2 separate regions of the Homo sapiens genome follow, and region 2 is linked to region 1. A link is a contact called in ENCODE Hi-C or POLR2A ChIA-PET data. All regions are on one chromosome and are shown on one strand. The core of a region is the stretch at or near the end of the contact, and the rest is flanking DNA. Distances in the headings are between cores, read along the strand shown.

What was found. A loop is a pair of places that touch in the nucleus more often than their neighbours do. ChIA-PET counts read pairs that join two places held with the same protein, here RNA polymerase II (POLR2A). Pooled maps may share reads with other maps.
Region 2: a pooled map shows a loop between it and region 1 (2.9-fold over the local background). The contact joins two enhancer-like sites. A Hi-C loop is called at or near these places in 2 of 50 pooled maps. POLR2A ChIA-PET finds 5 or more read pairs at or near these places in 3 of 52 experiments (AG04450, activated B cell and activated CD4-positive, alpha-beta T cell).

The regions. Positions count from the first base shown.
Region 1 is chr4:2,596,784-2,602,315 of GRCh38, forward strand. All of the region lies in intron 2 of FAM193A (family with sequence similarity 193 member A), which reads left to right. Among named protein-coding and RNA genes, the nearest start is that of FAM193A, 63 kb to the left of the region's middle. RefSeq lists enhancers at 1-871, 872-1,824. Within about 2 kb of position 2,033, at least 15 of the 41 ENCODE cell types and tissues checked have a DNase peak (open chromatin) inside an H3K27ac peak, as active enhancers do.
Region 2 is chr4:2,798,087-2,803,618 of GRCh38, forward strand. The region is part of intron 1 of SH3BP2 (SH3 domain binding protein 2); the gene reads left to right. Among named protein-coding and RNA genes, the nearest start is that of SH3BP2, 7.8 kb to the left of the region's middle. RefSeq lists enhancers at 420-759, 3,164-3,213. Within about 2 kb of position 3,290, at least 28 of the 41 ENCODE cell types and tissues checked have a DNase peak (open chromatin) inside an H3K27ac peak, as active enhancers do.

The sequences.
Region 1 (5,532 bases), core at 783-3,282:
TCTTATCTTTGACCTGATGGAGTTTTGGTGGGCCCTTGTTCCGGGCAGGCTTTCACATGTACTGTTTGGGTTCTGGAAGGAGTTGGCTTTTGCAACTATTTGAGACCCCACATTCTAGGCCTCTTCTGTGCCCTTTGATTTCTGCTTGAAAGCGGCTAATTATTTTCTGAGCTCTTCTCTTCCTTCTGATACCTTGCTATGTGCAGCCAGGAAACGTGTGCATTCCCTGCTCCTCTGTTTTCTCCTGCAGAACTGCCTTGGGGGAGTCCTGGTGACAATCTGAAGAGCGCATCCCCACTGCCTGGTGTGGGTTTCCATCTTTACTGGCCTTGGAGGCAAGCCCCATCTCCAGGGCCAGTTTCTATCCTTGGGGTCTCATTGTCAGAATTACTTTCTCACTCGGCCCCTCCCGCATGTCCCGCTTTCCTGCTGTAATTCTCTTCCTAGCACTTATTTCTAACATACTATGTATTTTACTTACTCATTTGGTTTGCTTTCTTCTTCATTAGAATATAAACTCTACAAAGACAGCTATTTTTATGGTTTTCTTTGTGTGGTTTTTTTGTTTGTTTTTTTACCAATACCATTTTCTTTGCTTTTTGTGGTGGTTGGTTTGTTTTCTCATTAAACTTTATCAGCTCTTCTTCCGACTCCAGCCCTGCTCTTGTATTTTAGCCTGCCTCTGCCCTTGGGAACAGGCTTCTGCTGTTTGCCCTGGTCCAGAGGCCAGCGGAAGTGCCTATGGTTCCCTGCAGTGCGTCTTGCCTGCGTTGGAGGAGGATCTCATTTCCCAGCCCCCGGCTTGTCTTGGTAATGGATAGTTTGTCAGATGAGCCATTCTCTCCTCACCAGAAACAGTGACCTTGGGAACAGCAGAGGTGTAGTGTTGGCCTGTGTTTGTGGATTCGGACCAGCTGTTGCTTTGTAGGTCAGCCTCTTTGTTGGAGCTGGCCTTTAAAAAAATAACATGATTTACCTTCCATTAAGATTCACTCTTTTTTTACTTAAAAAATGTTCACTACCACAGCTAAGCTACAGAACATTTGCATCACCCCATAAAATCCCCTTGTTCCCCTTGGTAGTCACTTCCCTTCCCCCGTCCTAGCCTCTGGTAACCACTCACCTGAATTTTTTTTTTTGAGACAGAGTCTCGCTCTGTCACCCAGGCTGGAGTGCAGTGGCACAATCTTGGCTCACTGCAACCTCCGCCTCCCGGGTTCAAGCAATTCTTCTGCCTCAGCCTCCCCAGTAGCTGGGACTACAGGCACGCGCCACCATGCCCAGCTAATTTTTGTATTTTTGGTAGAGATGGGGTTTCACCATGTTGGCCATTATGGTCTCGATCGTGATCCGCCCGCCTCTGCCTTCCATAGTGCTGGGATTATAGGCATGAGCCACCGCGCCTGGCCTGACCTGATTTTTGTTCCTACAGTTTTGCTTTTTCCAGAGTGTCACATATACTTCTGTAACTTGCATAATGCTTTTGAGAGTTACCCAAAATGTTGCATGCATCCGTAGTTTCTCTTTTTTATTGAGTAATTTTACAGATAAACCAATTTATGCATTCACCAATTAATTGATGGATGTTTGTGTTGTTCCCACGTTTGGGCTATTTTGAAAAAAGCTGCTATGAACATTATTTTTCTTCTGTGGACATCCTTTTTATGTGTTGCTGGATTGATTTGCTAAAGTTATGTTAATGATTTTTGCATCTGTGCTCATGAAGGCTGTCTGTAGGCCTCTTGTCTTACAGTGGCCTTCGGGGTCTCATAAAATGAGTTAGAATGTGTTCCTGTTTCTTCTCCTTTCTGGAAGACTGTGTTAGAATTGGTATTATCATCTCTTCCTTAAACGTTATTGGTTCTTGCTTTCTGTTTCTCTTGTTCTGTTTGGTCAAATGCCAGACAGTGTGCAGAGAGCATCAGGCTGAGGTTGTTTCCTGTGTCCTGTTGTGCACCTGGGAGGCCAGGTCAGTGCATTTGGCCTCAGCTGGGCTGTCTCTAGCACTGTGCGTGCTCGTGTGGGCCTGTAGAGGGGAGTCTCTCTCTACTTCCTCCTTGGCAAGGTCTCCGATGGTGGCATCTTCTCAGTTCCCCCCTCTAGCCTGACTCTTGGGCAGCTCTGTGCTCACGGCCTTGGGGGCAGCTTTCCCAGCGAGCCCACCTCTGCCCGGTGGCAGCCAGACTCTGCCTTGTATCTGCAGGGGTCTGACCGGCCCCGTGTCTTGTGCTGGTCCTGGCCTGTGTGTGGCACACGCCTTTCTCCAGGACAAGGAGAAAGGCATGTTTCCTTCCTCTCTGCTAGTGGATTAGCTGGAGACTTGGGTGCAGGTCTCCTGGGAATGAGTGGGAACATTCGTTTTGGGGCTTTCCAGGGGTTAGACTCCCACACTTGACACTCTCAACCTTTCAGAATTTGTTTAAAGTTAAACTGTTTTTTTTTTTTCTAACCACTTTTATGGCCTCCTTCCACTTTCCTTCCTCTGTCAAAGGTGAAACAGTAAGTGTGTCCCCTTCTCCCTGGAGGGGCTGCTGCACTTTGTTGTGTAGTTCCCTCCGGCAGCCTGGTCACTTCGGCTCTCTGATGGCCCAGAGATAGGATTTTATCAATTGTCCTGCTCTGTCTCTGGTCAGGGCTCTGGTCAGGGCTCAGAGTGCACGGCTCTCCTGCAGCTTTCTGCATCCAGAGGGGAAGTGGGGCTGAATTGCTGTCTTCTAGATAAGCATTCTGTTATCAGCAGTTGTAGGAGAATATTGGTGGGAATTTATCTTAACATCTTGCCTGACAGTTGCACGTTGCAAATTTCTCTGGAGACCTCTTCTTCCAAGATTGACCCATCCTAGCATCACGTCCTAGACATAGTCGTGCCTGGAAACCTAAGAAATCTCCATTTCAAACTTTCATCTTGATCATTGTCTGTCTTTGTAGCTCACTTGCTTGTCTTCTCTTGCCATAGTTTTTTTTTTTTTTTGAGACAGAGTCTTGCTCTGTTGCCCAGGCTGGAGTGCAGTGGTGCAATCTCAGCTCACTACAACCTCACTTCCTGGGTTCAAGAGACTATCGTGCCTCAGCCTCCCGAGTAGCTGGGACTATAGGCATGCGCCATCACACCTGGCTAATTTTTTTTTTTTTTTAGAGACACAGTCTCGCTCTGTCACCAGGCTGGAATGCAGTGGTGCGATGTTGGCTCACTGCAACCTCTGCCTCCTGGGTTCAGGTGATTCTCATGCCTCAGCCTCCCGAGTACCGGGGACTATAGGCGCGCAACACCACACCTGGCTGATCTTTGTATTTAGTAGAGACAGGGTTTCGTGATGATGGCCAAGCTGGTCTCAAACTCCTGGCCTCAAATGATCTACCTACCTTGGCCTCCCAAAGTGCTGGGATTACAGGCGTGAGCCACTGCGCCTGACCTGCCATAGTTCTTTGACCTCATCCATCCCTATCAGTCCATGGATTCCATTCCTGTTAGGTTTATCACGTCTCCCCGACCTCACTCCTAGGAGCCTGAGTTCCCGGACTTGGCACTGTGGCTCTTCCGTGGCTCTCAGGCAAAGGCCCTGAACTTTTTTTGGTTATGCTGGTCCAGCCCTGTCTCTTCCCTCCATGTGGCAGAATATTCATGGAGAAAATTGCTGGCCTCAGTTTACTGCTTCCTCTTCATAACTTCATGACTGCAAACCATGCATGGGCATCTAGTGCGTTTTTCTGGCTTAAGTACCTCCCCAAACTCCTTGGCAGGAACCCTTCCTTTTCCTTGCTTCTTAGACTACGTGTACCCTCTTTACCCACCCCTTGCTCAGCTCAGCTATTGACCTTCGTGCTTCAGGGAGAAAATCAAAGTTAACACCTCCCCTGTATCACCCCCAAACCCCCATAGCTGAGGGCATTTTCTCCTCTCTTTCCTCTCCAAGGCCCACCCCCACTGGGCTTTCAGGTGCCCATCTGTTTTCATCTTCTTCAAGACTTTGTCGCTTTGATTATTGTTTTCTTCTGCCTTGGCCCATGACCCATGGAATGCAAATACTCTGGGGCTACCCATTCATGAATGACCCGCCTTTGGCCTCACCTCCCCTTCACAGCCATGTATGTCTCTAGGTAGATTTTAAAGTTGTGGTTCAATTTCTTTAATGGTTAAAATCTTGTCAGGTTAGTTTTGGTAAGTTATATTCTTAGAAATTGTCAAAGTTGCCCACCAGCGTGGCACATGCCTGTAGTTGCGGCTACACAGGAGGCTGAGGCAGGAGGGTCGCTTGAGCCCAGGAGTTCTGGGCTGTTGTGCGGTATGATAGTGCCACTGTACTGCAGTCTGGGCAGCACAGTGAGACCCCGTCTCTTTTAAAACAAGAAAAATTGGCAGAGTTACTGGTATAAAGTTCTGTGTAATGGTCTCTTTTCACTTCTTACCTGATTTGTAGATTTGACTTTTTATTTCTTCTTCTTCTTTTTTTTTTTTTTTTTTTTCCTGAGATGGAGTTTCTCTCTGTCGCCCAGGCTGGAGTGCAGTGGTGCGATCTCAGCTTACTGCAACCTCTGCCTCCCGGGTTCAAGCGATTCTGGTGACTCAGCCTCCCGAGTAGCTGGGACTGTAGGCGCGTACCACCACACCCAGCTAATTTTTTTGTATTTTTAGTAGAGATGGGGTTTCGCCATGTTGGCCAGGCTGTTCTCTAACTCCTGACCTCAGGTGATCCGCCCACCTCGGTCTCCCAAAGTGCTGGGATTACAAGCCTGAGCCACCATACCCGGCTACTTTTTTATTTCTCATATTTGTGCCTTCTTTTTTTTCTTTTAAACTAGTTTTGTTAGAAGTCTGTCAGTTTTGGCCCAGCACAGTGGATCACACCTGTAACCGTAGTCTTTGGGAGGCCGAAGCAGGAGGATTGCTTGAGGCCAGGAGTTCAAGACCAACCTGGCTAACATAGAAAGACTCTGTCTCTATAAAAAAAAAAAAATTATAAACCAAAAAAAAGTCTTGTCAGTTTTGTCTTTCCAAAGAAGCAGCTTTTAACTTTTAAAATACTTGTACTTTGTCTGTTTAATTAATTGTTGCTTTTTATTATTATTATTTTTAAGATAGATTCTCGCTCTGTTGCCCAGGCCGGAATGCAGTGGCGTGATCTTGGCTCACTGTAACCTCCACCTCCCAGGTTCAAGGGATTCTCCTGCCTCAGTCTCCTGGGTAGCTGGGACTACAGGCATGTACCACCGTGCCCAGCTAATTTTTGTATTTTTAGTAGAGACAGAGTTTTGCCATGTTGCCCAGGCTGGTTTCGAACTCCTGACCTCAAGTGATCCTCCTGCTGCGGCCTCCCAAAGTACTGGGTTGACAGGCGTGAGCCACTGCACCCAGGCAATTATTGCTATTTTATATACATACATGTGCTATATATTAATATTTGATTGGTTGATGCTATGGTGAATGTGATTTAAAAAAAAAAAATTTAGAGGCCCGAAAGAGAACAGTGCAAAGTTAGTTTCCTCTGGCTCTCTCTCTTTATCCTCTTTGCCTTCCCAGAGGCCTCCACTATT
Region 2 (5,532 bases), core at 2,040-4,539, 200 kb after region 1:
CCACCGCTGCCTGCCACCCGGCAGCAGGGACCCAGCTGCTTCTGGGCCTGGTCTCGGTGGCCCTGGCAGCGGTAGATAGGGAGGACCAAAGCCTGGTGAGGAAGAGCCGCCGAGCGGAGTCGGTGTCCCCTGTCCTCTCCCTGAACGAAAGTGCTTTCTTTCTCTGTAGCTGCTCTTCCTAAACGTGTGTTGGCTTGAGATTGGAGTTAGCCTGGCCTACCTGTGCCACCAGGGCTTTGGGTCCCAAAGAGCTGGCACCTGAGGCAAGTCCAAGCAAAAGGCCGGATTTCTCACCATTAGGAGGGCAATGGGGAAAGATCCAGAAAAGCTGGCCTGGGAGCCCTGAGTGGCAGGTGGGGGTACACAGCCCTGCATGGAGACCAGGCTCAGAGCCAGAGGAGGCAGGCCAGGAAACTCGGCACTCATCTCCTCTCTCGGAAACGCCCCTCCCTGACCCCAGCTGCTTCCTCTCCTCCTACTCGAGGCCAGAAAGGGAAGCCCCTTTCCAGTGGGGTGAGTGGCTGGCGCTGCCCGAGGCGGTCCGCTGATGGCTGGGCAGATAGTGCTGGGGCCTGGCCTGGCAGGCAGATCAGTGGTCAGCAGAGTGAGTTTGACCAGGGCAGAGGGGAAGATGACGGGGGTGCATCCCCCGAGCTGGGGGAAGTGACTTCCCGTTGCCATCACCTCTTGTGGCCTCAGGCGTTCCCAGGCTGAGACCTCTAGGAACACAGGTGCTGGGTGGCTCAGGTGGCTCCACCAGGCCAGGCCGTGTGACCTGGGCATCCTCCGCCTTCTCTGGGCAGGGCAGGGACAGGAAGTGCAGCCTCATGGGATGCGTGAGGGTGAGGGTGTGCCCATCCAGCTGCTGGGGCGGGGTGTGTGGGAGTGGCCCCCCAGGAGCTGCACGCAGCACGGGGCCTGGGAAACTCCAAAGCCGGCGTCAGGTCATCGAGGCCTCCGGGCTGATTAGGACTAATGGCGCTCAGGGGTGCAGCCTCAGCCTCCACCCGCCACCCGTACCCGCCCTGCCTCAGGACTTCGTTCCTGCTGTACCCCTGCTGGCTGCCTGTCCCCACAGGTGGCTCCTTCCTCCCCACCGGAGGAGCTGCTCCCAGGCGGGACCCTGGGGGTGGAATCTCTGAAATGCCTTCCCCTCGGGACCCTCACCGCGACTGGACTTCGCTCAGCTTCAGACCCTGGGCTGCAGCTGCCTAATGAGGTGGGATGGGGCCCTGGGTGTGTAAAGTGGAGGGAGGGGCAGTGGCCACCTCTGAGCCCTGAGCCATCCTGGGGTCCTGGGTGCTGGCTTCAGGAAGGTTTGCTACTTGGGGCAGGGGCTCTCTGAGATCAACCTTCCCATTTTCTTGAGGATGTGACCAGGAGGGTGATGTTTTGTGGTCGGGGTGGCTGTGCCTGCCTCTGGGGCAGGAAGTTGCTGGGGAAGGAAGAAGATTGAGAAAGGACCCCCAACCCCCACCTCTGCAGAGGATCTAGCGGGCCTTGCCCCATGCCAGGGTTCCTGCCGGCTGGCATCAAGGGGACAGCTATTCCAGGGCTGGTGTCCTGAGAAGCAGGGGGGACCCACTTGGGACCCAGGCCCCCTCGAAGACCTACCCAGAGCCACCCTTGCGGCAGGCAGGGTCCTGGCCCTTCCAGTACGAAGCTGGGAAAAGGCAGCACCAAAGATGCCAGGGGCGCCTCACGGATCCCCCCGGGGGGGCCTCCTTGAGGGGGAGCAGGAGGAGGGGCCAGGCTGAGGGCTCAGGCTGTGTGAAAGACACCCTGGTTTTGAAAAGGGAGAGGGGCTAGAGAGGTGGGGCCCGAGGGCCTGGTGGGGCTTCCAGCAGGGGCTGGCTTATGTTTTCAAGCTTACTCTGGGGTCTGGAGACCACTGCCGAACATACGCCCTCCAAGCAGTGGCCACAAGAAGACCATGAGGAGCTCGGGCGGGGTCTGGGGAAAGGGTGGGGGCTGCCACAGACAGAAGTGGGTTCGTCGAGGCTGCAGAAGGCTGGGTGGGAGTGGAGGAGGTGACGTGACCAGGATGGGGTCGGTGACCCCTGCACAGGGGCTACAGGGGATGAAAGGGGAGGGAGCAGCAGACTGCTGAGATTGGGGTGGCATTGGCCCTGGTGGGACTGACTGTCCCCGGCTCAGTCTCCCTCCTCCTTGGCTGGCTTTTCTGGCAGACAGTGGCATGGTCCAGAGCTGCCTCCCTGGGGAGGGAAAGGGCATCCCCAAGTCACTCCTGAGGCTGTGTCCCCAGAGTGTCCACCGGGCTGTGCCACCTCCCTGTCTGATGCAGCCTGCCCCTGCCTGAGCTGCCCGAGCCTGCCCCGTGGCTGCTTCCCAGCCAGGAGGAGGCCCTAGGGGCAGACACCGGCGGGCTTGCTTACAGGCCCTGCTGACTCCAGAGTCTTACTGCCACCCGAGCAGTACGTGGAGGTGCTTGTCCTGTGACCGCCCCCCCCCCGGGCTGATGACGGGCCAGGTGGCACTTCACCTGGGGGCTCTGGGGAGGCTGTCTCGGGCTCCCGTGCCAGGGGTGGGTGCAGGGAGGCTGGGCAGGCAGGAGAGCTCAGGCCTCGGCTCCCACGGGTCTGGGGCTGTGGTGGTTGGGGACCCTAACTAGAGCCATTCACCCCTCTGAGGAAGGACCTGGCCTGGAGCGCCATCCCCAGGGAGCAGTAAGGGCATTGGGGGTGTCTTGGGGTGACCTGGCCGGGGGCAGAAGGCCAGGCGGGAGTTTGCAGGTGGGGAACGGCTGGAGGAACTCGTGGAACAGCCTGAGAGGTGTCCGGCGAGGTAGGGCATGGGTGGCCTTGAGCCCTGAGGCTGAGCGGAGCTGTCTTTGAGAGCCACCTCTGCTGAGGCTGCAGCAGAAAGGCTGTGACAGGCTGGCTCCGAGGGAGGAAGGAGCTGGGCTGTGGGCGGCCTGGCCTTGGGAAGGGGGCTGGACAGTTGCATGGTTGGGGGCGGAGAGGAGGAGACCCTGATCCAGACTCCACCCCTGCCTGTCTTGACCGCGGAGGACCGGGGCCCAGACTGCAGGGGTGCAGAGAGGCTGCGGCAGAGGCTGGGGGCTGGGCTCCTTTCCCGGCAGGCCGGGCCCACCGCCAGACCCTTGTCCTCACTGGGCCTCTCTGAACAGTGGAGCGTTGTGAGGGGCCTGGGAACGTTCAGGTCACCCAGGCCCCCTCTGGGCCACGCTGAGGGTGAGGACAGGAGCCAGCGGGCATGAGTCATCCTGTCCCCTGCCCGGGCCCCGAGGCTCTGGGGTTCCCAGGCTGAGGAGGAACACACAGCTCTCGGTTCCCCAACCCGGGGTCTGGCCCACTCCTTCTTCCTTCTTTTTGCCTCTCTGTCAGCACCTCTTCCTGTTGCCTCCCTCTTGCTCCTGGGCCTGCCTGCATCTCCCTTCCCCTGTCCGGCCAGAGACCCCGGCCTGGGAGTGGCTGTGGCCTGCTCTCCCACCCCGATGCCTGCTGCAGCCCCAGCAGAGGGGCTGGCCTGTCGCCTTGAGCCCACCTGTGCTGGCCTGTGAGTGGCCCCAGGAGGAAGCCAGCGCAAGGACAAGACCCAGCCTAGACAGGAAACCTCCTGAGGCCAACCTAAAATTTACTAAGGAATAAAAAATGACAAGAAGCAGAAGGCAAGGGAATAGAATAATAAACCCAGAGAGTAAAAACGAACAACATCCGGGAAAAAAACCCATGTTAGAAAACAGTTTAAAAATATTAGCCAGGCGTGGTGGCTCATGCCTGTAATCCCAGCACTTTGGGAGGCCAAGGCGGGTGGATTAGTTGAGGTCAGGAGTTCAAGACCAGCCTGACCACCGTGGTGAAACCCCGGCTCTACTAAAAATACAAAAATAAGCCAGGCATGTTGGCGCATGCTTGTAATCCCAGCTACTCGGGAGGCTGAGACGTGAGAATTGCTTGAAACTGGGAGGCAGAGGTTGGAGTGAGCAAAGATTGTGCCACTGCACTCCAGCCTGGGTGACAGAGAGACCTGATCTCAAAAAAAAAGGGGCCGGGCGCAGTGGCTCACACTTGTAATCCCAGCACTTTGGGAGGCCGAGGCCGGCAGATCACCTGAGGTCAGGAGTTCAAGACCAGCCTGGCCAACATAGTGAAACCCTGTCTCTACTAAAAATACAAATTAGCTGGGTGTGGTGGTATGACCTGTAATCCCAGCTATAGGAGGCTGAGGCAGGAGAAGTGCTTGAACCAAGGAGACAGAGGTTGCAATGAGCCAAGATCGTGCCACTGCATTCTAGCCTGGGCACCAAAGTGAGACTCTGTCTCAAAAAAATATATGTGTGTGTGTGTGTGTGTGTGTGTGTGTGTGTGTGTGTATGTATATATGTGTGTGTATATATGTGTATGTGTATATATATGTGTATATGTATATATATGTTTGTATATATGTGTATATATATATGTATGTGTGTGTGTGTATATATATGTGTATATATGTATATATGTGTATATGTATATATATGTTTGTATATATGTGTATATATGTGTATATATGTGTATGTATGTGGTGTGTGTATATATATATGTATATGTGTGTGTGTGTGTGTATATATATATGTATATATGTATGTATGTATATCTATATACACACACACACGTAACGTTAGGGAAAAAGGATCACAGCGAATGCATTAAGGCAGCAGAAAGACCTAACCCTCAAGTGCTGAAATGAGTGGACAGAGGGAAGGGACCCTGTTGTGCTGACTCAGCCTTGGTGGGTCCCAGCCTGTGGCACCCGCTGACAGATGGTGACAGGGTTCCTGGGTAAGCGAGGGGCCCAAGGACCCTCAGTGGTGCACAGAGGAGCCATGATGGGGGCCACGCCTGGGCCCCAGCGTCCTTTGCCCTGACCCAGGAGCTTGTCCAGATAAAACGCCGTAAAGTGCCTGGGCTGAGCCCGAGGTGTGTGCAGGAGCTGCATGGTTTTGTGCGGTCCAAGGGAGGCCGCCAAGACCGCCACGGTACGAAAAGTACCACGGTGATGAGTGAAAGGGACAGGCGGCGCAGGGCTCTCAGGCCACTTACTGCTATACGGTCCCAAGGCCCACCCTGTAGGGCTTACACAGCTGCCTACACAGGGTGCCCATCGTGGTGGCTCCTGACCTCTGCCGTTGGCTCTGGGTGGGAGCAGTGGGGCTGGGTTTCTCTGACTGGCGCCCCTACTGCATGCCACCCCAGCAGGAGCCCCAGGGCCTCGGCATCTCCACTCTGTTCCCTTGTTATCTCGCCCTGGTGCTGGGATCCGGGATAAGCAGGGTGCTGTCCACTTCCAGGGCCTAGGGACCCAGTGCTGGGCCAAGTGCCTATGGCAGAGTGCTTGGGAGCTGTCTGGTTTGGTCCTCAGAGTCCTGTTGCTAATAAGCGTGGAGGGGGAGGACGGAGCAAGGCTCAGGGAGTGAAGTGACTTGCCCCTAGTCTCCAGCTTAAGGGACCAAGGCTGGGACTGGAGCCCAGGCGTGAATGGTGCCCAGGAGCTCATCCCAGGGAAGGT